2 separate regions of the Homo sapiens genome follow, and region 1 is linked to region 2. Evidence: read pairs that join two places in POLR2A ChIA-PET (ENCODE). Cell type or tissue: MCF 10A. All regions are shown on one strand. Links, peaks and the distances in the headings refer to the core of each region. The heading gives the core; the rest is flanking DNA. Region 1 overlaps REV3L (REV3 like, DNA directed polymerase zeta catalytic subunit). Region 2 overlaps TRAF3IP2 (TRAF3 interacting protein 2).

Region 1 (12,898 bases), core at 3,722-7,721, 220 kb after region 2:
AGTTGACTTGGATCTACCATTATTTAACACTATGTCTTCATTAAAGATTAGAGGTGCTCACTGTAAAGATGTCATGATACTTTAAAAGGATTACAATGATCATTGTTTAAATGGTATTTAATTTTTAAATGTTAAACTTTTATACCATTTTAAAAGAACTTCATTTTCAAGTGTTTTGAAAATGAGCATGTATGTGTTTTAAGTATTCCTCTGATATATCTCTAAGTGAAGATTATTGTAAGTTGTTTCTATTATAAACCACTTTTCATGTGGTTTCAATATCTTGTATTATATTGTTATTGTTATTATAGTTTATGCAGTTATTAGCAAATGGACTTTGGTTTCCATTCTCCTTTCTTTTAAGAATTTTTTCAGGTGGCTGGGTATGGTGGTGTGCACCTGTAATCCCAGCACTTTGGGAGGCCGAGGTGGGAGGATCGCTTGAGCCCAGGAGTTTGCGACCAGCCCAGGCAAAATAGTGAGACTCTCTCTCTACAAAAAATTAGGCCGGGCACAGTGGCTCACGCCTGTAATCCCAGCACTTTGGGAGGCCGAGGGGGGCAGATCACCTGAGGTCAGGAGTTCAAGACCAGCCTGGCCAACATGGTGAAACCCTGTCTCTACTAAAAATACAAAAATTAGCTGGACATGGTGGCAGGTGCCTGTAATCCCAGCTGCCTAGGAGGCTGAGACAGGAGAATCACTTGAACCCAGGAGGTGGAGGTTGTAGTGAGCTGAGATCACGCCACTGCACTTTGTTGCCTGGGCAATAAAGAGTGAAACTCCATCTCAGAAAAAAAAAAAAAAAAAGATAGCTGGGCATGGTGGCATGCACCTGTGGTCCCAGCTACTCAGGAGGCTAAGGAAGGAGAATCACTTGAGCCCAGGATGTCAAGGCTGCAGTGAGCTGTGTTCACGCCGCTGCATTCCAGCTTGGGCAATAGAATGAGACTTTATCTCAAAAAAAAAATCTCTTCAGGGAATTGATAGACAAACATGTGAGCGCACGCACACACACAGCAAATAGCAAAATAGAAATCAGAGTACTGGTTTATTTATCAGTAGTTAAGTAGTTATGGTGTATACCACTTTCATCACCAAGTTAGGACATAACTGATGAAAGCTAAATTGGGTAATGTGGCTTAATCCAGAAAGTTTAAATGATGGCTCTTGTTCCTGCCCTTGTGTCCATGATCTCATATACTTAACCAGTTGCAGAGCAGGCAGTTCATTTCAGCCATCCATTCAGAAGCAGAAGAGGATGGCTGGAACTGCTAAGGCAGGCCCTGCCTTAGTCTAAATCTTGGAAAGAGATAGGAAAAGCAGCAGAGGACACACTGCATGTATGCACTGACCTGTGGCAGTACCATGTTCCTGACTCCAGTGGGAAAAAAAAAAAAGAAAGATACAATATGAATATTACACATTTGTTCAAAGCCATAGAAAGTACCACACCAAGAACAAACCCAAATGTAATCTGTGGACTTTGGACAATTATGATGTGTCAACATAGGTTCATCGATTGTAACACATGTACCACTCTGGTAGGGGATGGTGATAATGAGGGAGGCCATGTATGTGTGGGGGCACAAGGGATATATGGGAAACTTCTGTACCTTCCTTTCAATTTTGCTGTCAACCTAAAGCTGTTAAAATATCTTTTTAAAAAAGTTTAAATTAAAAAAACACGACAGTGAATGCCAGGCTTTTACCCAGCAGATTCACAATAATTCCTATAGGAATCCATTTAAGAAAGGGTTGAGAATGTGAAATGATGGATATGTTAATTTGTTTCACTGTAAGAACCATTTTACTATATACTAATATCATATTTTATACCTTAAATATACACAATAAAATTTATTTTTTTAATAAAGGGGTGAGAAAAGGTTATCAGAAATGCAGAATAAAAGTTCTCTCCTGTAATGACTTGAAGTGAAAGGTAGAAATGTCCACCTCCCAGCCCCTTTTCAACACACAGTTTTGTTTAGTACCCACATGGAACTCTTTATTTCACTGCTGGAGCATATGAAATCTGTTCTTTAGACGTTAGTTTCCATCATTTTGGGGACTTTGGTGTTATTAGTAGTGATTATGGTATATTTACTTTTAGTTACCAAACTTTATGTGCTAGTCATTACCTTTGTGTTGTTGTTATTGTCCAACTTTGACACTTGTCCTGCAGCTAAAATAAAAAATAATCATTTTTGAAAAATATTTTTGAAATATGAAACTGTAGGCCGGGCACGGTGGCTCACGCCTGTAATCCCAGCACTTTGGGAGGCCAAGGTGGGCAGATCACAAGGTCAGGAGATCGAGACCATCCTGGCCAACATGGTGAAACCCCATCTCTACTAAAAATACAAAAATTAGCTGGGCATGGTGGCATGAGTCTGTAATCCTACTCGGGAGGCTGAGGCAGGAGAATCACTTGAACCAGGGAGTCAGAGGTTGCAGTGAGCTGAGATCGCACCACTGCACTCCAGCCTGGTGACACAGCAAGACTGTCTCAAAAAAAAAAAATGAAACTGTATATTCAATATAGAAAATTTAGGAAGTATGAAAGAAGAAAAAATAAAAATTACATCATTTTTCCATGTAGTAACAGCCACCATAATATTTTGATGTGTATTCTGTTTTCTTTTTTAAAAAGTATAGTTTTTAGTTTGTTTTGTTTTGTGAAGTGTGATCTTACTATAGTCACAGTATTATATCCAAATTTTTCACTTAACATTATATTGTAAACATTTTCCAAATGAGTTTCTTGAATATTTTAATCGCTGCATATGTTGCATCATGTATATATTATTGGACAGAAAGGTTGTTTGCAATTTTGCCACTATAGATATTATGTATATTATTATGTATGTTAAGAAGATATTAGCATTTTCTTCTTAAAGCATTTCTTGTATTTTGGAGTTTTTCCTTATAGCCCTAGAAGTAGGATTACTGAAAAATTTAAGGCTCTTGATACATATTAGGAGATTTTTTTTCCCAGTGGGTTATAGCAATTACCATGCTGCTGACAATATGTAAGAAAACTGAATTCACCACACCTCACCATTTTTTTTTTTTTTTTTTTTTTTTGAGACAGAGTCTGGCTCTGTCACCCAGGTTGGAGTGCAGTGGCGTGATTTCGGCTCACTGCAAGGTCCGCCTCCCTGGTTCACGCCATTCTCCTGCCTCAGCCTCCCGACACCTCACCATTTTTTATTCTTGACCTCATTATGACTTCTCTATCCTTAGTATTAGAGTTGGGTATGGTCACTTGGTATGTGTATTCATTTCCTTCAACAGCATTAATTCTGTTTCTGTTTTTTCACATTGCCAAGAGTGGATGCAGGGACAGTGCTGGATGCTGGTTATGGAGTTAACTAGTAGGGGCTTAAGTCTTTTCATATAAAGGAGACAGAGTAGCCCTAATGCTCTTCTTTCAGCTTCAAATCTGAAAACATGATCCAGTTAGTGGATTTTACATAGAGAGTGATGGGGACATTTGGGGAATCATGCCCTAAGAGAAGTGATTGAAAAAACTATGAATTAACTTTATATCCATAATAAAGTTAACATGAAGAAGTAGAATTATTTTATGTTGCTGTAGTAAGCAGAAATAGTATCAAGGGATTGGAGAAAGACAGAGGTTTCACTTAATATTTATAACTATTGGAAATGAAACCAGACTGTTTTCATTAGTGATTTCCCACATATTCATGCATTGGTAACATTTAAGCCATGCATCCTGTGGGCTCTGCCAGCTCCTAAGTTATGTCAGTGTTAATCCCTGCCATGGAATGGGAAGAAAGAATTAGAGTAATTTACCTCAGTTGGTATTTTTTTTAATGTTTAAGGGAATTTGAGAGTACGAAGATTCATTTGAATTGACTGGCTTTGTTAAACTACAGATACTGGAGAATATAGGAAGAAGCTATGAATAATATCCAGGGACATAGTATTTGAATGATAAATTCATTGTTTTTATTCATATGTGGTAATAATGGAAAATTTATTTTAAGATTAGGAGAGGAAAGGAATCTGAAAAGTTTGTGTCATCTCCTTGAAGGACAGAAGGCTTCATGGGGCATTAAAATAAAACAAAAAATACCTTCTCTCCCTAAGATTAATGGTACCTTCCAAAGGAAATTAAGTAGTAGTCATATACCTGTGAGGAAAAGCATATTGAGACTAAAGATAGAATGTACCTGCACAATATAGAGGGGGCAGGGAAGATAGACATGGACATTTTTGAGACTCCAAAAGGGACTTTATCTAGGATATGGAGTTAAATATTTTGGTAATTGCTCTTTGAAACAAAACAGTTGTTCTAAAATATGTTATTATAGGGAGATTGGTGGACGGCTCCTCATGGTAGAAACTCGACTTGCAAATGATCTGGCTGAGTTTGAGGGAGACTTTTCCTTGGAAGGACTTCGTCTTTGGAAAACAGCATTCTCAGCAATGACTCAGAATCCAAGGCCAGGGTCACCCCTTCGCAGTGGCCAAGGAGTTGTCAATAAAGGGTCAAGTAATAGCCCTAAGATGGTTGAAGATAAAAAAATTGTGATTATGCCTTGCAAATGTGCCCCAAGTCGACAACTGGTTCAAGTGTGGCTTCAAGCCAAAGAAGAATACGAACGTTCCAAGAAACTGCCTAAAACCAAGCCAACTGGAGTTGTAAAATCTGCTGAGAACTTTAGCTCTTCAGTTAACCCAGATGACAAACCTGTAGTGCCTCCAAAAATGGATGTAAGTCCATGTATACTCCCCACTACAGCACATACCAAGGAGGATGTTGATAATTCTCAGATTGCTTTACAAGCACCAACCACGGGATGTAGTCAAACTGCAAGTGAAAGTCAGATGCTGCCACCAGTTGCCTCTGCAAGTGATCCCGAAAAAGATGAAGATGATGATGATAACTATTACATTAGTTATAGCTCCCCTGATTCTCCAGTAATTCCCCCTTGGCAACAACCAATATCCCCAGATTCCAAAGCATTAAATGGAGATGATAGACCCTCATCACCAGTAGAGGAGCTGCCTTCATTGGCTTTTGAGAACTTCTTAAAGCCAATAAAAGATGGTATACAAAAAAGCCCCTGCAGTGAGCCTCAAGAGCCTCTAGTGATATCTCCAATTAATACTAGGGCAAGAACTGGGAAATGTGAATCACTTTGCTTTCATAGTACACCAATCATACAGAGAAAACTTCTGGAAAGGCTTCCTGAAGCACCTGGCCTTAGCCCATTATCAACAGGTAAGTGTACAAATAACAGGAAGTCTCCATAATTGTTCTTCAGAAATAGAAATGAAGATAACATTAGACTGTAATGAAAATCAGAGCTTTTTAAATGAAGGTATAGCTCAGCAAATATTTTTCGTCATGTCTTAGAAAGTCGTCACATGGCAACTGTCTTTCTGCTGTGAAATCTACTTATATTTGCTTCCATCCTGTCTTGTGGGTGAAATGCAGGAGCCCTCTCAAAAGGCTTATCTTCTCAACTTGACTTTCCTGTTGGCTTTTATACATACCCAGGTCTCCCACATTTTAAAACAGAAACAAAAAACCTGCCTTGACCTCACGTCTCCAGCCAGCTTCTACTCTTTCTCCTCCCCTTCAAAGCCAAATTTCTTAAAAGATTTATCTAATTTGACAACTCCAGTTATTTACCTCCTACTCATTTCTCAGCCCACTCTAAACTGAATTCTGCCCCTGTCATTCTACATTATAGCTCTTGTAAAGATTCCCAGTAAACTTATAGCTAAAACCAATAGATGTTCCTGAGTCTTATCATATGTCCTCTAAGCAGCCATTTTCTTGTTGACCTTACCTTCCTTCTTGGAGCTTCTCCACTTGGCTTTCCTCCTACTTCTCTGTTTTTTTCCCACTTGATTTTCTCATTATTCTCAGTTGTTATCTAAATGTTGGAGTTTATTAAGGCTTGGTCTTAAGCCTTCTTTATATCTTTCTCTAAATGATCTAATTCCTGTCTACAGGATTACTACAGATAACTCGCAAATTTATATTCCCAGTTCAGATCTCTCTTTTAAGCTCCAGAACACTATATCCAACTACCTATCTGACATTTCCACTTGAATGCTAAATGGCACCTCAAGATTAGTATTTTAAAAACCAATTCATGATCTCACCGCATACATTCACCACCACTTCCCCAACACACTTATATATACATGCCTCCACATAAAAACCCATCTGGCCTTCTTTCAGTTTTCCTTATTTCAATGAATAGTGCCATCATTTCTTAGTTACACAAGTCAGAAACATAGAATTTATTTTTAACACTCACCTCATTCCCTCATTACCCACCTTGTAGTTTCTAGTCCCTAACCAAGCCTTATCACTTGTTTATCTCCCAAGTAACCCAGATCTATCTACTTTATTGTACTTCTTCCACCACAACCTTAGGCCAAACTGTCATCATCTCTTGCCTGGGCTCCTGCACCAGCCATTTTATCTACTCTTAGTAACTTCCAATTCTTTTGCACAGTAATCAGGGAAAAATCCCCACTCTGTTCTTAGTTAGTTACTACTCTCTTCAGATTTTACCTCCAGGAAACCTTCCCTAATCTCCTTGACTACATAAAAATTCCCAATTATATTCCCCTTTGTTGTATTAGTGCAGTTATAATTTTATTTTTCTAGTATGTTTGATGAATGTCTGATTCTCTCTCTAGACCCCACAAGGGCAGAGATTATGTCTTTTCTTCCTCATCATAGATACTTGATAAATAAGTGAATAAATGAATTAAACAGTTCTCTAGGTTAATGACTGAGGTATAAAATTCAGTAATTAAAACATAAACATTTAAAATACAAAATGTCAAAATGTTATTTTGGTTGGGATCAGAGGTTTGAATTTCATTTTTAAATTATGAAATTCTGGGGGGAATTCATAGGACAGCACCCACAAGTGGTACTTAAGTGTTTGGAACAACAAAAGGTTTTTTAAAAACCAGAAGCAGGTAATTTTGATATACATGTTAAATATTAAATTTCTTTCTACAGAACCAAAAACACAGAAGTTGAGTAATAAGAAAGGAAGTAATACTGACACTCTTAGAAGAGTACTGTTAACACAAGCAAAGGTAACTATACTAAACATTTTTAAAGATCAGTGGAAGAGCCAGTCTTTTTCCTAGATTTCAGTTAGATAATTGTTAACTTTGTCTCAATTAAAAAATTTTGGTTACTTAAATTTTTGCATCATTATTTGCATATCTTTGAGACAACAAAAATTTGCCTTTTTTTAGTTTTTTTTTTGATGTTGGGATCTAAAAGATTCTTATATGTAAATACAAATATTACAGAGAAAGTGAATATGATAGCCAAAATGTGGATTATGAGGATACAAATACATTAACTGATTACTGGCAAAATCAGAACAATCCAATGACAGCAGAGCTCAAGTAAGTGATTTTTGATCCCACCAAAAATATATCCTTTTTCTTGGTTTATTACTTTTTTCTAAAATATAACCTTATTGATTTTTTAAAATTTATTTTACTAAGTAGTAAAAGAAAGCAACATTATTTACTACTGAAACTCTGGAAAGTCACAAATGTCTTTATTCAAATACTAAAAATATGACAAAACTTAGAATTATATGGTTATGTGAAAGAAGTATACATTAGACATACATCCTTGGAAATATATGCTAGAAATCACTTATATATTGGCCACTTCTTATAAATGTCATTAACTACATAAAATATATTTTAATATTTCTGAGATTATCAAACTTTTTAAACTTTCATTTATAAAATACTGTTGAATTACAAGCTATATATATTAAAAAATACTATATCAGTGTGTTGTGAACATAACACTTTGGGGAAAACAGTTAATAGATTTAGAAATCAGAAAAAATAATTTTGTAAGAAATGGAAAGATTCCATTTTTTTCTGAATCTTTGAAGATTACATTGTTTTATTTAATTCATCTTTCAGACACATGTTATATTAGAGTAAAATACAAATCAGTATTTCAAATCTTTTACAAACTTTAGCCAAAGTAGTTGGAAATATATTGATTGCTTGCTTGTCTTTCTTACTTCCAAGAAAGGTCAAGATAAATGTCCATGTGGTATAAATGTCAACTCCCTACAAAACTGTTATTTTCAGTATTGAGGGCTTCTGAACTGAGAGATAACATATGGTTTGCTTATATTTCTACATGTATCCAGTTCTGATATCTTTGTTAGCATGAAAATAACATTAATAAAATACAGTTTGTTCTTGAACTTAGAGATGATATTAGTTTACCATTTATTACTAAACACATAAAGCATATTATCTGAGAATAAGTAATCAAAAGAAAAATGATTGCTCATGTATCTTTTTCTGGCTGTGTGTGTGTGTGTTTTTTTTTATAGAATCAATTTGCAGCAGTAAATACCCCACAGAAAGAAACTTCTCAGATTGATGGACCATCTTTAAACAATACTTACGGTTTCAAAGTCAGCATACAAAACTTACAGGAGGCAAAAGCTTTACATGAGGTAAAACTGCAACAGTAAGGACACATACATTGTGTTCAGTTTAACTCCTGTTTTATTCTATAAAACAAGTATGGAATTTTTTTAACAAGGGAGGAGTATATTGAATTCTATCCTATTAATCTTCATCTTGTTCTCATTTTACTATTTTGTATATTTACATGTTTATGTACAATACATAAACTTAAAGCATTTAAGTTGCTGAGACTGCTTTGTGATTTCATATCTTTCACAAATCTCATAACTGAAATTCAGCTTATGGACATTAAAATAAGAAAAGATTTTTGGGAGGTGGAGGTGGGATGATCCCTTGAGTCGAGGAGTTTAAGACTATCCTGGGCTACATAGGAAGACCCTGTCTCTACCAAAAAATAAAAATAAAATTAGATGAGCATGGTGGCGCGCACCTATAGTCTCAGCTACTTGGGAGGCTGAGGTGGGAGGATCACTTGATCCTGGGAGTTCGAGGGTGCAGTGAGCTGTGATTGCGCCACTACACTCCAGCCTGGGCTACAGACAGAGCAAGACTCTGTCTCTTTGGGGAAAAACAAAAAAAAGAAGTAAGTCTGTATTTTGGGGATTATTATATTAAGATGTTATGTCACATCTGAAATGTGATATTTACTTGTATTTTCTGTTTGATTGGCTGAGTGGATTAGAGCTTGCTACAAAAGAGGATAAATTCATTCACTCATATACTCTCTACTTAATCCAGCTATCTTCACAGCACAGGCTGCCTGCCAAAGACTAGGACTTTGCAAAAATATACATCAGCTACAGTATGCATTGGAAAGAATATGTGAATGGGTCACTGTAAATTTATTTGTATGCAGAAAACAAACTCAAAGCACATATCTGACTGGCAGTAAGATAGAAATTGGAGTATGTTTTCATTGTTTACACCTGTGCTGTCGTATGGTAGCCGCTAGCAGCATGGATATTGAGAACTTAAAATTTGGCTTATACAACTGAAGAACTGAATTTTAAACTTTATTTAATTTTAATTTAGATTTTAAAACATAGTTGACTCAAAGTATGTTTGGAACGACTTAGGTATGTAATACTATTTTTTACTCTTAAGTTGTATGAAATTACAGATCAAGTATTTCTGTAGAAAATTTAGCGTGCACAGTGAGATATACTAGAAGGATAAAGTACATACTCATTTCAAAGACTTCATGGAAAGAATAATTTAAAATATTTTGTTAGTAATTTTAATATTGATTACATGTTGAAAGGATAATATTTTAAATATATTGGATCAGATCAAAGTGTTTTTAAATTAACCTATTTTTATTTTTTTAAATGTGACTACTAGAAAACTTTAAGTTACATGTGACTTTCATTATATTTCTATTGGACAATGCTAGTTTTATACAGTCACTTTATGTCTTTGCTTTTAAAGCAGAGGATTAGTAACCACCTTTAAGTTATAATTCAATTTTTAAGTGTGGTTTTTTTTCTCAAGTCAATTCTGTTGTAAACTGTTCTAGAGATTAGATTAACATAAACTGAGGGAAAAATTTTAATATTGTCCTCCTTTGTTCTTCACATTTGAACTGAGAATTATGTTTTTTTAGAATTAGATTGGAACATAGTCTCTCCCTCATTTATTCATTTGCACATTTTTCTCATTCAGCAGCATTCATTCAGTTTCTGTTTTATACCTAGGTCTATACTAGCCCCTGAAGCCTAGATAAATTAAGTGATAAATTCAGTAATACATACCATCAAATGCAAACTTGAAATTAGCAAATTTTTAAAAACTTTTTTAAAAATATGTATTAAAGCAAATTTGATAGACCATAGCAAAAAGACATGTTACATTTGATTATTCTCTTATTTGAAAAGTACGCTTTTCTACATTTTCCTAGGTAACCCTGTTTCAGAACCATGGGCCCTCTGGAAGTTAAAATCACTCTGGAGGTCTCACTGGTTGCTCTGACAGCTTCTTCCTCCCGATAACCGGCTTTCCTCATCTCAAGGCACATTCCAAACTGCCGCCCGGTGGTTGAAACAGGGAATAAACCAAAGAAAAAATACTGTTCTCTTCCTTTCTCTAGGAAATTATGCTTGTGGCATTTTCTCCCTCTGTTTCCATTACCCTAGGATAATCTCTCTTTCTTCTGCACATCAGTACTCAGTGCAGAAGACAAGGGTTGTAATCTTTGTCCCCCTTCTCACCTGCCTCTTGCCTAGTCACACTCACTAAATCTCTCAAGCCATGTCTTTATATAGTTTGCTTTAAAAAAATACCCCCTAAGCACAGTAATGCATTTTGTTATTAAGGAATAGAAATGCAAATTTTGAGTGTGAAAATTTGATCTAGTAAACAAAAATCAACCTCTAAGACCCTTTTAACCTAAAATTGTTTTCAGAGTCTTCATGTCTTTTCATATGTTCATCCCTTTCTTTTTTTTTTTTGTTTTTTTTTTTGTGTGTGTGTGTTTTTTGTTTTTTTTTGTTTTGTTTGAGACATAGTCTCACTCTGTCACCCAGGCTGGAATGCAATGGCACAATCTCAGCTCACTGCAACCTCCACCTCCCAGGTTCAAGCAGTTCTCCTGCCTCAGCCTCCCTAGTAGCTGGGATTACAGGCATGCGTCACCACACCCGGCTAATTTTTGTATTTTTAGTAGAGACGGGGTTTCGCTACATTTGCCAGACTGGTCTCAAACTCCTGACCTCAGGTGATCCACCTGCCTCAGCCTCCCAAAGTGCTGGGATTACAGGCATAAGCCACCGTGCCCGGCCTCATATGTTCATCCCTTTCTAATGAAACTGGTTGTTTTGTTTTATTTGGGTTTGTGGGAGGAGTTTTCCATTTAAAAATTTTTTATTTACTAAATTAATGCATGCTTATTGTTAAAATTAAGTTCTGAAGAGTATGCATTTAAAAGTAAAAGTTTTTTCCCTTAGCTCTCCATTTCATGTGGTTTGATTTTTTTTTTAATACTAATATTTTAAAGTAGAAACAGCAGTATATGTTTCTGAGGAAAGTGGTAGATTTGTATTTGTTTTATTATTATGCCTTATACATGCATAATTGATGTTCTTTATATTTTAAAAAGTACTTAGTGGCCAGGCAAGGTGGCTCACACCTGTAATCCTAGCACTTCGGGAGGTTGAGGCAGGAGGATTGCTTGAGGCCAGGAGTTCGAGACCAGCCTGAGCAACATAGTGAGGCCCCATCTCTACAGAAGTTTTTATAAATTAGCTGGCCATGGTGATATGTACCTATAGTCCCAGCTAGTAGGAAAGCTGAAGTGAGTGGATCACTTGAGCCCAGGAGTTCAGGGCTGCAGTGAACTATGATCACACCATGGCATTCCAGCCTGGGCAACAGAGAGAGACCCTGTGTCTAAAAAAAAAAAAAAAAAAAAAAGATTATTTAACAAATTTACAATGAGCACATGCAATAGTATATATACCAAAAATACTCAATCAGGACAAAAAAATTTGCAATGAAAAGTAAGCTTCCCTCCTACTTTAGGCTAGCAATTTCTTTCCCCCAAAGCAATAAGTATGTCTGCATTTTTATGTCACTTTTCAGAAATTTTCTATGCATGTGCTTCCATTTTTTCATGTATAGAAGTTTACTGTGTTTACTGGTTCCATGTATCAGTGTATTATAGTGATCTTTTTATATTAGGACATACAGATCTGCCTCATTCCCTTGAAAATCTTAAAGGTTACAGAATATTCCATTGTGTGTATCCTTTATGGATACCACATAATTTATGTAACCTGTCCCCAACAGGTAAACATTTAGTTTTTTTCCAGTCTTTGCTATTCTCGAGTAAACATCCTTGTTGTGTATATTTTATCTACATGTATGAGTGTATCTGTCTCTAGGATAAATTTTCAGGAGTAGGATTGCCACATCAATGGATTTTAATTTTGATAGAGATTTACCAAATTCTACTCCTGTCACTAGTGAGAAACTTGAATTTACATTTCTTCAACAGTTTGCATGCAAGATAATACAAAACACAAATCCTTTGTTAAATTTATATGATCTGAATAATTACCAATATTGAAACAGGAATCTGTTTTCCATTGCCAGGTACATGTACATGATAAAAAGATGAGGTATAATTCTAGCTATAATCATGAATTCAACCTATATTTTGTTTTTCTTATTTACTCTGTCTTGATTTTAGAAAGAAAACTAAGAATTACAGTTAAAAGTTTATATTGGCATAGAAAAATAAGCATGAAAAGCAAATATTAACTTTTTTGCATTATATGTTAAAGAGAAAATGTGCATGTGTAAAAATCTGGCTGTTGTGTAGTTGATACCATAACAGTTCTTTTTTTTTTTTTTTTTTTTTTCAGGAAAAACTATAATTAAAAATCTGCCTAGTGTATGCAAAAGTCTAAGT
Region 2 (12,898 bases), core at 2,056-6,055:
AGGCTGTATTTCTCAGTGATTGCCAGGTTTAAAAGGAGTAATTTGTGAGAATAATACCATAAACTACTTTTTAACATTCTGTTATCTGTATTTAAAGGTAAGTTTTCACCAGGCACGGTGGCTCACCCCACTTTGTAATCCCAGCACTTTGGGAGGCCAAGGTGGGTGGATCACTTGAGATCAGAAGTTTGAGACTAGCCTGGCCAACATGGTGAAACACTGTCTCTGCTAAAAATACAAAAAGAATTAGCCAGTTGTTGTGGCGGGCGCCTGTAATCCCAGCTACTCGGGAGACTGAGGCACAAGAATTGCCTGAACCTGGGAGGCAGAGGTTACAGTGAGCCGAGACTGCACCTGGGCGATGACACAGTGAGACTCCATCTCAAAAAAAAAAAAAAAAAAGATAATTTTTCTGATCATTATAATATTTGGTCACTCCCAAAATTAAAATATGCCCAGAAGTTCAAAAAAGAAAAGAAAAAGTTTTCATATTTCTGCCACCCAAATAGAATTCCTTATTAGGGTTTTGACATATCAATTTTCAGTGTTTTTTTCTTTGCATATATTTTTAATCTAAAATTAAAATAGTTTTCAGTGACATTGAGTACTTATTCCAGAATCATTTAAAACTGCTTCATTGTATTTCATCAGACGCATCTACCAAATTGTTATGAACCTATTCTTTATTGTTGGACATTTAAAATAGTTTCCAGTTTTCTGATCCAATAAGCAATGCTATGGCAAGCATTGCATACATATGTTTTTAACTGCACTTCCGATTAACTCCTTAGATTAATGCGAAGAACTGTGAATACTTAAGGCTTTGTGATACAGTCCCAAGCAGCTGACTCTGACTACTAACAAGGGAAAGCCTCATTGTGATAGACAAAAAAAGCACTGACTCAATGTTATAATGAAGGTCCCAGGACCTTCTGGAAAATACTTCCCACGGAAAATACTTTTCCTGTTGTTGGAGCTGAAACAGCGCCATTGGCAATCCAGTCTTTGGAGGTGAGCGTTGTCCCATTGGGGCAGGCTCCTTTAAAAGGCAAACACTCCTGACTGGGAACACTTTTTGTCCCTATTGCCCCAGGACCTGCTTTCTTTCATCATTTCACCATCCCCTTGCTCTCTGTATTATTTCCTTCTGTTAGGGGGTTGGGGAGAGACATCTAGGATCCTTGGGGCGAAAAGAGGTGTTGAAAGGCAGAGGGGAGAGAATGGGGATAGGAGAGGGGAATAATTCACAGAAGATACACAAATAGCCAATATGAAAATTAAACCAAGCTCAATATCATTAGATTTAAGAAGTGCAAAATTCTTAAAGATACCTTTTCCTTGATTAGTTGTGCAAAAATAAAAACTTTGGACAACATCCAGTGTTAGTGGAGTTAGAGAGAAATGAATATTCCCAATCACTCTTGATAGGAGTGTAAATTGGTGCAATCTCCCAGAAGGCAATTTCACTATCACAGTTTTATATGTGCTTCCTCTTTGGCCCAGCAGTTTCACTTATAGGAATCTGTCCTATAGAAACATTAAACAAGCATATACAAATACAAGAACAAGAATGTTTATTAAAGCATTGTTGCATTAGAGTAAAAACAAAAACAATTACAATGCCTATCAATAAGGGGCCAGATAAGTCATTTGTGATTTATGTATACTATGGACTACTAGGCCCATGTTGCACTGAATACACATTCTGACATCAAAAAGATTAAGTTGAAAGGCAAGAGCTGCAGTGATGATCCCATCCATGTTTATTTTTTAAAAACTATATAGGTTTATATATACATATTAAGTCTAGAAGGATCTAGTGGTGATCTTGGTGGGGAGGGGAGCAGGGAATTAAGAGGAGACAGGTATATTTTCCTTCTAATTTCATATACTTTTGTTGATTTTTAAAAATAGCAAACGGCCGGGTGCAGTGGCTCACACCTGTAATCCCAACACCTTGGGAGGCAGAGGAGGGCAGATCACTTGAGGTCAGGAGTTCAAGACCAGCCTGGCCAATATGGTGAAATGTTGTCTACTAAAAATACAAAAATTAGCCAGCCATGGTGGTGGGCACCTGTAATCCCAGCTACTCGGGGAGGCTGAGGCATGAGAATCACTTGAACCCGGAAGGTGGAGGTTGCAGTGAGCTGAGATCGCGCCACTGCACTCCAGCCTGGTCAACAGAATGAGACTCAGTCTTAAAAACAAAAACAAAAACACATAGAAAACATAAAAATAAAAATAGCAAACAGGTATTACTTCTATAATTAAGAAATGAGTAAAAACTGAAAAGAACAAAGGGAAACAGCACATATAGAAGGCAAGCTCGCCCCAATTCACCTTGCATGTCCCTTGGCCCTGGCTCCCATCTAACCACAGAGAAGAGGGTCAGGGTTGCCAGTGCTGATGGGTTTTTTGCAGGGCATTGTAGCCCTAGAATATTTATGAGGCCTCCAGCAGCAATGAGTCCCACGAAGGTTGCTGTGAGGATTAAATGAGATAATGTATTAAAGGCACTAGGAAAGTGGCTGGCTGGTGGTAAGCCCTCAATACTAACAGCTTTTAGTTATTATTGTTATTATTTAAAAGCATCCTGTAGCCCAGTTCTGCAGGGTGCTCCTCTACTTCCAGATCCCACTCACTGGCACAGATTTTAAGCATTCATGGCAGGTGTACAAATGCTTAGTTTCATGTCAGGGCTATAACTGCACTTAATTGCTAACAAAACCACTTCAAAAGAGCTGTTCACCTAAGGGATGCTTGTGCAGTTGGAAACCATGGCTACGTGGCTCTACTCAGCTTTAGAAGAGCATTACTTCCTTACCCATTAATGAATATATAAATAAATAATGATCACCATGCAAATGGCATATCTAAGCTTTTTGCAAGTTAAAGCAAAAATGGTTATTGGTCGCCCCTTTCATGTAAAAAAAAAAAGTTTTCAAAGTAGGTGGAAATAAGAAAGGGAATAAGTCTACGTTTTCTCCTCACCCCACCCCCTGGAGAAGTCGGCCTCCTGCTGCCTCCGAATCCTTCCACTGAAGGTCGCCAGCATGGAGTTCATGGCTGTGCAATCAAATGAAACTCATGATGCAAATATATTGGGAAAAGAGAGAGAATTAAGTCTAGAGAGCCCTCATTTTATTATAAAATTATTGCTTTCTCTACCAAGGAGACTGAATAGAATAAAATTACAGGTACATGTGTACAATTGTACCTGTGGACCAAAAAAAAAAAAGGGGAGGGATTATTTGTATGCTAGAATGCATGCACAAAAAATAAACCAGATGGAAGAAATGATAAAGAAGGAGTTGCCTTTCAGGAACGACAGCTGCTTACAGCTGTGGGAGTTCCTGCAACAGTTTATATTGGCCATTTTGTTTCCTGGCTAAACTGATTGCATTATATCACGATTTTTTTTGACAACTTGAAAATCAGATTTTATTTCTCTCTCATAAACTCTTTTAATTCTTAATAAGGAAGAAAAATGTTGCATGTTGTGACTGATAAATGGAAAACCTCATTTAGGATTTGGTTTACATATTCCAAATGGTAAAAGCTCAGTAACATGAAGATCGTGTGTACTCAGGCCAAGAAGATCACAGGATTGACAAATAACATACAGTCCTGGGCGCCCATTTGTGATTGTGCAAGATTTTCATTTTTGCTTTGTGATTAACACTGCCTCTGAACTGAGGAGTTACCATGCTAGCAAATCATTTGTCTATCACATCATCCACCTTCCCTCTCCTACAGAATTAACTCTCTTGATGGAACTGTAGGCATTGGGGACAAGTCCGCAGGGAAGCTATTTCTGAACAGGGATTCTCAAGTAGGTGGCTGTCGACTCATATGTCTCCCCTTCTCACACACTAACTAGTGTGGGTTTGTGTTTAAAAACAGACACCCACAGACACATAGATTTTCTCTTTCTCTCTCCATTTATTTTGAGCTAATCCCAAGGGAACTGTATCCTATTTATCTTTGTTCACCAAGTGCCTGGCCATCGAGGTTCAATAAATATTTGTTGAATGAATAAAAAGAAATCTGTTCTCTACTTCCTGGGGAAAGGAGTGAGCCTTAATCATGAGTAGAGTCTTTGTAATGTGAAGCCTTGGAAAAGCCATTTTTTTTTTTTTGGCCTGGGAGGGAAGCAAAGAAGGGAGTCAATGAAATTTGGAAACAGAACCTGTCCATCCACTTATCAATTTATTCAGCAAATAGTTATACACCGTCCTTGTTTTCATGGAATTCACAGTCTACTGGAGAGATGGATAAGAAGTAGAAGTCAGAAACAGAATGACAAATTATAAGTGCTATAAGGGAAGTAACTGGTTGTTGGAACAGACATTAATAGACAGGTTGACCAGAGAATCTCTTTAAGTAGACATCTGAGCTGAAACCTAAAGGATGAGAAGGTCAAGGAAGCAAGGAGCTAAGGAAGCAAGGAGCTTGATGTCATTAAGATACCAAAAGCAAGTCAGTGGGGCCTAGCAGAGTGAGCAAGGAGAGAATGGTGTGCTAGAAGATGAAGGCTGGATGGGCCATGGTGAGGAATCTGGATTTTTATTCTGAGTTAAACTTCTTTATGAAAATGGAAAATTGAACTCTATAATTCTCAATATGGAACTTAGAACAGTACTTGACATGTAGCAAGTGATCAATAAATGTTAGCCATTATTTTACATGTATAGTACCCAAGTAAATTGGCAAGCCTTCGTCATAGTAATTGGAAAAAAATGATTAAAACTTTAGCAGTGAAATGATGGTCATTTACTTGATAAACATAGTTTTTATTTAGCAACTTTTCTTGTTTCTTTTTTTTTTTTGGTATTTTTTTGTAGAGATGGGATTTCACCTTGTTGCTCAGGCTGGTCTTAAACTCCTGGGCTCAAGAGATCCACCCACCTAGGCCTCCCAAAGTGCTAGGATTACAGGCGTGTCCAGCCTATTTAGGAACCTTTTCCATACAACCAGTCAAATTCCAGACAAAGCTGGTCAGATTCCACTTACAAAAGGGAACACTCATTTCTTACTGATCCACTGATACTCAGTTTTCCTTTGTTTTCAACAATAAAAGGACAGCATGGAGGACTATATTGTCAGTACCCTAATTTTAAAAATTGATGAGGTGTATCATTTTCATCTGCTCACATAAACTGGCATAACTTTTTACCACAGGTGGCCGTTTCTGAAATGAAAGTTACAGCTAATCAAACACTTAGCCCACATGCCTTGGTGATTTTAATGATATGATTTGTTGCTGTGAGACAAAGACATGTTGTGAGGGAAATAATCTGTTAGAAATCATATGACCTTGATTCAAAGGCTTTTGATTAACAGCACCAACATCCGCTTTCTGGAAAAGAAATAAACCCTATGATTAGAGCTTGGTAGTCCTTTTAAAGCAAATAAAACAATATTAGCCATTCATTAATGGATATAGGAAGAAAAATGGCTTCAAACATTAAAAACTTCTCAAGATACTTTCAGCTTTTTCCTCATAAAGGCTTTTAAGGCCACTGGCAAAGTTTCTCCTCTTTTACCTTGTGTTTCTCCTTCCTACTTCTGGAGGGAGACACCGATTAAACCAAAAAACCCCCAAAACAAATGGACAGCAGAAGAGAATTAAGACAGTCTAGGGCAGTGGTCCCCAACTTTTTTGGCACTAGGGACCAGTTTCATGGAAGACAATTTTTCCATGGACTGGGGATGGGGATGGTTTGGGGATGATTCAAGTGCATTACATTTATTGTGCACTTTATTTCTATTATTGTTACATTGTAATATATAATGAAATAATTATACAACTCATTATAATGTAGAATCAGTGGGAGCCCTGAGCTTGTTTTCCTGCAGCTAGATCTGGGGGTGATGGAAGACAGTGACAGATCATCAGGCCTTGGATTCTCATAAGGAGCGTGCAGCCTAGATCCCTCATGTGCGCAGTTCACAATAGGGTTTGCACTCCTGTGAGAATCTGCTGCTGATCTGACAGGAGGCAGAGCTCAGGCGGTAATGCAAGTGATGGGGAGTGGTTGTAAATACAGACAGAGCTTCACTTACTCACCCACTGTTTACCTCCTACTGTGTGGCCTGGTTCCTAACAGGCAATGGACTGATACCAGCCTGTGGCCTGGGAGTTGGGAGCCCCTGGTCTAGGAGACCTGTGCCCTAGAAAGTATTAATAGATTGTGCAGTCCTAAATGGCTTCTCTTTTTCTGTAAGTTGGCTTTGTAACTATTGAGCCTTCATTCATTCATCTATTGAGCATCCCCTGGGTGCCAGTACTATCCTTGGAGACATGGTGGTAAGAGGACACAGTCCATGCTTTCACAGAGCTTATATTCTAGTAGGGAAGGCAGGCAAGAAGTTGACAGGTAAAAGTCATGCTTACTTATGCAAACCCATGATAGGAACTACGAAGAAAGCAAAATAGGGAATGGGATAAAGTAACTGGGTGAAGAGGCAGGACTCTTTGGACAGGTGATATTTGGGCTGAGCTCTGAATGGCAAGAAGTCAGTCTGTGAAAATCTAGGGCAAAAACATTCTGGACAAAGAGGGTGGCAAACTCAGGATCCCAAAGGAGAGGACAAGTTTGGGATATTCAAAATGAAGCCAGAGCTTAGTGGGCCAGTGAGAGTGTAGTGGGAGGCAAGATCTACAGGGGCGGGAACCTGATCTAGCAGGGTGGATTGTAAGTGCAGTCCACCAAGACGGTTCTAGCTACAGCTGGGTTTGTAAAGGGTCTGCTCATGCAAGGCTCATTGAAAAGCAGGGCTGGCCCCTACCTGGGGACCTGATAGCAGTGGCATTTTTTGCTATTTTTTAAACTGAGGGAAAGGAGCAGTAGTGACTTGCTCTGTTGCCCTGAAACTGCAACTGGTGATCTGGACCCCCTGGAATATATCCGCCCTGCCCTGAGAAGGCTGCCAAGGTGAAGCCTGTGCAGTAGACCTTGTCCTAGACCATAGGAGTCTCTGTGGGCCTGTCTTCCATTCTGAGAACAGTCCCTTCAAGTCCCAGTCTCCTTTGTCATCCAGGTGCAGGGATAGATCTAGGCAGATCTGTTTCTCCTCCTCCCCCTCTTTAAACCCCTACTACTTGTCATGACCAGGCCTAAGCAATATCAGGGCAAGGGTCATGGGGTCCTGCCAGGAGACAGTCTGGGATGGAGGGGCATGGTCACTTTTGCCAGAAGAAGCATGACTGGAAGGACCCAGGTGGTGACATGGGTCAAAGGAGACAATAATAGATTGAGTCCAGGGAATCTGACCACACTTGAGAGACTAGCTTGGGCACATCGCCAGGTCACCCAAACAGTTTCCTGAGTCTAGGCACTGGGAACCTGGAGGAGGCCACACTAGTGAACGTGCACATTATTTATCTCTTGTTCTGTACTTGAGGCCATCATTCCCCTGAATGTTCCTTTGAAAACGTAGATGGCTCCTGACTGCTTTGCCAAGCTAAGAATACAGTTCTTTTTTTTGTTTTTGAGACGGAGTCTTGCCCTGTTGCCCAGGCTGGAGTTCAATGGCACAATCTCAGCTCACTGCAGCCTCTGCCTCCCAAGTTCAAGGGTTTCTCCTGCCTCAGCTTCCTGAGTAGCTGGGGTTACAGGTGCGCGCCATCACACCCAGCTAATTTTTGTATTTGTAGTAGAGATGGGGTTTTACCATGTTGGCCAGGCTGGTCTCGAACTCCTGAACTCAGGTGATCTGTCTGCCTCGGCCACCCAAAGTGCTGGGATTACAGGTGTGAGCCACCACGCCTGGCCTTAAGAATCAATTTTTATCCACATTCTCAGCTTCTCATTTTGGTTTCAACCTATCAGTCACTTTTTTGTTTACTTGCCAGTTTTATTTTGCTGTACATCCATATATGTATCCTATCTACATGGCAGGCAAACTTGATTATTACATTTATAATCAGCAAAATAATTTTAAGATCAATGAGGGTTGATCTTAAAAGAATCAAAATAATTTTAAGATCAATGAGGATTTTTAAAAAACAAAACAAAACACCTTCCTTCTTGTCCTAACTAGTTACGCCTCCTCCTGGATCGTCTTACTGCTTATGTGGGTAGGAGGGGCAGTGCTTGGATCACTAGGAGGTGCTCATTGCTCATCTTGCAGGGCTACCATGTGGCTCACTTCAGTCCTCTTGCATCTCTCGTATTTCCCAACACCTTACCCCCTTTGGGCCTGGGCCATTCCCTCAGAGCCCTTCCCTCTCACCCTTACTTGGTTCCCTGCATCTCTCCTCTGGGCTTTTAGTTCTATTCTTTTGCGTGATTAAGCATTAGGTCTCTCCTATGCTTAACTCTGGCAGCAGCAGGCTGCCCTTCCCTGGGGACCCTCCTGCTCCTGGTCCTGGCTGGGACCCACTTTCTCCCAGGTTGCACATTCACATAAGTCACTGCCAGCTCTGGCTTTGCTCTGAGCCCAGCCCTCTTCAAGCAGCCCTGGCTCCAAGTGCACGTAGGCTGTAGCAGGAGAGGACCAAGGGAGTTGGAGGGTATTGCCAGTTGGTTGGCTAGTTCCCAGGAGGATGAGCCAAGTTTTCATTCATTTACCTCTTCTTAAGAGGAGAGTGGGGTGTGTGTGTGCGCGCACGTGTGTGTGCACATGCACGTGTATGTCCACTTGGGGGAGGAAAATACAGAGCAGTGATTCTATATCTATCATACAGATAATTTTTCCTAGCCTTGGGTTCGGGACATGAAGGAAATTGTGGTAGGAATGGTGGTGTGAAAGAGGTTCTTCATGGTTGGATTTTCCTAAGTATCTTACGAAAAGAGGAGCCTGTGTAGAGTTTTTTGAAAAGTTTTTTGAGCTCTCCAGCTGGAATACCAAACTGGTGATTTCGCAGATGTTTTTATTTAGGACAAAAAAAAGTGAATTTCGTGAAAACACTCAAGTAATTAACAGTAGAGAAATACGGCAAACATCACAGAGGTGGTAACAGATATCTGGACCCCTCAGCTGGGATCAAGACACAAATGAGCATGGAGCTTATGACTCCTTTCACACGAAGGAGCTAGAGTTGATGTTCCCTGTTGTCTTTGTTGTCTTCACCTACAGATGGCCATGACTACCCTCGAGCAGCCTACCAGCAAGTGATCCAGCCGGCTCTGCCTGGGCAGCCCCTGCCTGGAGCCAGTGTGAGAGGCCTGCACCCTGTGCAGAAGGTTATCCTGAATTATCCCAGCCCCTGGGACCACGAAGAGAGGCCCGCACAGAGAGACTGCTCCTTTCCGGGGCTTCCAAGGCACCAGTAAGTATGACAGGCCCAACCTTCAGGCATTTTTAACATGGAAAGGAATTATGCCAATGCAATGAAGATGTAACAGAATTCTCTATAGGTTTGCTAACCCACGTTAGTGAGCAAGTCACATAGTGGAATGCCCAATATAGACTTTTCAGGTCAGGAGGAAACGGAAGCTGGTTGACAAGGATCTCTTTATCAGACATAGAAAGCCACTAGTGACTAGTCGAAATTCTCTTGAAGGAAAGGCTCTTCAGATGTTCTCCAAGTCACACCCCTTTCTTTTATTTTCAGATCATCTGAATTTTTAGTCCACAAAATAGATTTTTGATTTTACTACGACTGACTTCCACTGTTAGCCAACTCTTTATATGTCTAGTGTCTGTTCCTGTTTAAGCCTATTTCTTACTTTAAAATGTTAAATTCAATTAATTTTCCATCAAAATTTAAAATTACCTGTTCTTTTCTTTTTTTGAGACAGGGTTTTGCTCTGTCACCCAGGCTGGAGTGCAGTGGTGCAAACTTGACTCACTGCAACCTCTACCTTACAGGTTCAAGCGATCCTCCCACCTCAGCCTCCTAAGTAGCTGGGACTAGAAGCATGCGCCACCATGCCCAGCTAACTTTTGTATATTTTGTAGTGAAGGGATCTCCCTATGTTGCCCAGCTGGTCTTGAACTCCTGGGCTCAAGTGATCCACCCACCTTGGCCTTCCAAAGTGCTGGTATTACAGGCATGAGCCACTGTGCCTGGCCTATTATTTTCTTTTGTAATAAAAACATTCATACATGTTGAGTACCATTATTAGGTCTCTCCTATGCTTAACTCCGTATTTTCATGACTTCAGTTGTCTAACTCTTCAATCTTTTTTTTTTTTTTTTTTTTTTTTGAGATGGAGCCTTGCTCTGTCGTCCAGGCTGGAGTGCAGTGGTATGATCTTGGCTCACTGCAACCTCCGCCTCCTGGGTTCAAGCTATTCTCCTGCCTTAGCCTCCTGGGTAGCTGCGCGCCATCACGTCTAGCTAATTTTTGTATTTTTAGTAGACACGGGGTTTCACCATATAGGCCAGGCTAGTCTCGAACTCATGACCTTGTGATCTGCCCGCCTCGGCCTCCCAAAGTGCTGGGATTGCAGGCATGAGCCACTGTGCCCTGCCTCTTTAATCATTTTTTTTCCCTTATTCTCTTTGGACTTTCCTTTTCTCTTAATTTATGGATCTAAAATATATAGGTAAAACTCATGTAAATGGAGCTTCCTCATTTATGACAATATTTGGAAGAAAGTAGATTAAATGTTTACTTTTGCTCAAAAGCAACTTTTATATACCACTGTAAAACTAGATTCTGTTTTTACAGCATAGAGTAAAATATGAAGTTCCTATTAGAGTGGATTTTTCAGAAATACAGAAAGCGGTAATTAGTTTGAACATTTCATGGAAAGAAAAAAAGCCCACTTTATTAACAATGGTGAAGAGGCACATGCCTGCTTTCTCTTTTGCTCAGAAGCCCACAAACCCTCATATTTTCTTTCAAGACAGATCTCTTTTTTTCTCTCTTTCTTTTGGGACAGGATCTGACTCTGTCACTTAGGGTGGAGTGCAGTGGCGAGATCTCGACTCACTGAAACCTTCGCCTCCTGCACTCAAGCCATCTTCCAACCTCAGCCTCCCAAGAGTAGCTGGAACTACAGACGCCCGCTACCACACCCAGCTAATTTTTTTATTTTTTGCAGAGAAGGGGTCTCACTTTGTTGCCCAGGCTGGTTTCAAACTCCTGGCCTCAAGTGATCCACCCACATCAGCCTCCCAAAGTGCTGGGATTACGGGTGTTAGCCACCGTGCTGGGCCAGATCCCTTATTTTTCTAAACCATAAATACATGGAGTTTAAACAATGGAATTAGGTAAAATGTGATTTTATAGCAGGATAGGCACTCTAACAGAAGAAATATCTAAAATTCCAGGGAAATAAACAAAATGTAAGCATCTTTATGAAATAAGTTTTGTGTTGAATAGGAAAGAGAATAGTAATTTTTAAAATAAACTTTTATTTTCAAACAATTTTAGACTTACAAAAGAGTTGCAAAGATAATACAGAGTAATTGGTTTTATAGCATCAATTTAAGCCTGTTCTGATCTTCTTGATCTATTTTATCACTTTAGGATAATGAAAAATAAGTTCAGGTAGAGGAGCTAGGCTGGGCTTGGTGGCTCACACCTGTAATCCCAGCACTTTGGGAGGCAGAGGTGGGTGGATTGTTTGAGCCCAGGAATTTGAGACCAGCCTGGGCAACATAGCGAAAACCCATCTCTACAAAAAAATACAAAAATTAGCCGGGTGTGGTGGCACATACCTGTGGTTCCAGCTACTAAGGAGGCTGAGGCAGGAGAACTGCCTGAGCACAAGAGGTCATGGCTGCAGTGAGCCGTGATTGTGCCACTGCACTCCAGCCTGGGTGACAGAGTGAGACTCTGTCTCAAAAACTAAAAAACAAACAAAACACACACACACATACACACAAACCCATCCAACTGAGGTTGGGCATAGTGGCTCATGCCTGTAATCCCAGCACTTTGGGAGGCCAAGGCAGGAAGTTTGTGACCAGCTTGGGCAACATGGCGAAATCCCATCTCTACCAAAATAATACAAAAATTAGCCAGGTGTGGTGGCTCATGCCTGTGGTCCCAGCTACTCAGGAGGCTAAGGTGGGAAAATCACCTGAGCCCAGGAGGTCAAGGCTGCAGTGAGCTGTGATTGAGCCTGGGTGACAGAGCAAGACCCTGCCTCAAAAAAAAGAAAAAAGAAGCCAGCTAATTCTCCTCTTACTCATAGTTTGAAAGAGAACTTTAATTCAGAAAGTTTACTCTGTCATTAATTTCCATGGTATTGTTTTTATACAGAAGCTTTTGAATATTATCAAGGCCTTAACATTTCTTTATCATATAAGCAATCATCTTCTATAACAACTAAGCAACTTTTGAAACAATTTTTTTGGTATAAGAGAATTTAATGCAAAAGAACTGGAATGAGTTTTTCTTGGAGAAATAAAAAAAAAAAAGAAAAAGAAAAAAATATGGAATGGGATCCCCCATTAGCTGAAAGCATATTTTATAGAAATTATTTTCTCTATATTAATAAAAATATAAAAAATAATCTTAATCATTCATATTTTCAAAATATAGTACAGTTGAGATTCTGTGTAATTTTATTTTAAATCCTGTTACATAAGACTTTTAGAATTCCTGATTACTCCTTGGGTAAAAATATGAAAAGCGTAAGCAACAATCTACAAAAACTGGGCATATACATAGAGATTTTGTAGTCAAAACATTTTTTTAAAATTTATAATATGACACAATTTCAAACACACCACAAATAACAACATCCATGTTCCCACTACCCAGATTTTAAGAATGTTAACATATTGTCACATTTGCTTCAGAATTTTTTTTTAAGAAATAAAACATTATAGAGACAGTTTTAGTCCCACCACCGGTTAGCACAATACCACAGAACAGGGCCACCAAAGAGGCTGTCTCCTCTGGCGGTCAGGAAGGTTGAGAATCAGAAAGCCAACACCGCTGTGACCACTGCAATGGTTGGATCGGTTCTGTGCCAGATAGATCTCCACT

What was found. ChIA-PET counts read pairs that join two places held together with the same protein. Peaks named below come from ENCODE experiments on the same cell type or tissue, not always from the same donor. Only the 100,000 strongest peaks of a DNase experiment are listed, where the experiment ranks them.
Region 1: POLR2A ChIA-PET joins it to region 2 with 5 read pairs; 3 of 35 experiments call an interaction of 5 or more read pairs at or near these places.

The regions. Positions count from the first base shown.
Region 1 is chr6:111,359,471-111,372,368 of GRCh38, reverse strand. It overlaps REV3L (REV3 like, DNA directed polymerase zeta catalytic subunit), which reads left to right. Exons shown (of 32, transcript NM_001372078.1): 14 at 4,341-5,254; 15 at 7,025-7,104; 16 at 8,391-8,516. Among named protein-coding and RNA genes, the nearest start is that of SLC60A2, 110 kb to the right of the region's middle. In MCF 10A, for the core only: no CTCF peak of the experiment used is centred there; no DNase peak of the experiment used is centred there.
Region 2 is chr6:111,576,576-111,589,473 of GRCh38, reverse strand. TRAF3IP2 (TRAF3 interacting protein 2) reads left to right here. Exons shown (of 9, transcript NM_147686.4): 3 at 9,085-9,277. It also overlaps TRAF3IP2-AS1. Among named protein-coding and RNA genes, the nearest start is that of TRAF3IP2, 23 kb to the left of the region's middle. In MCF 10A, for the core only: no CTCF peak of the experiment used is centred there; a DNase peak (open chromatin) is centred at 3,643.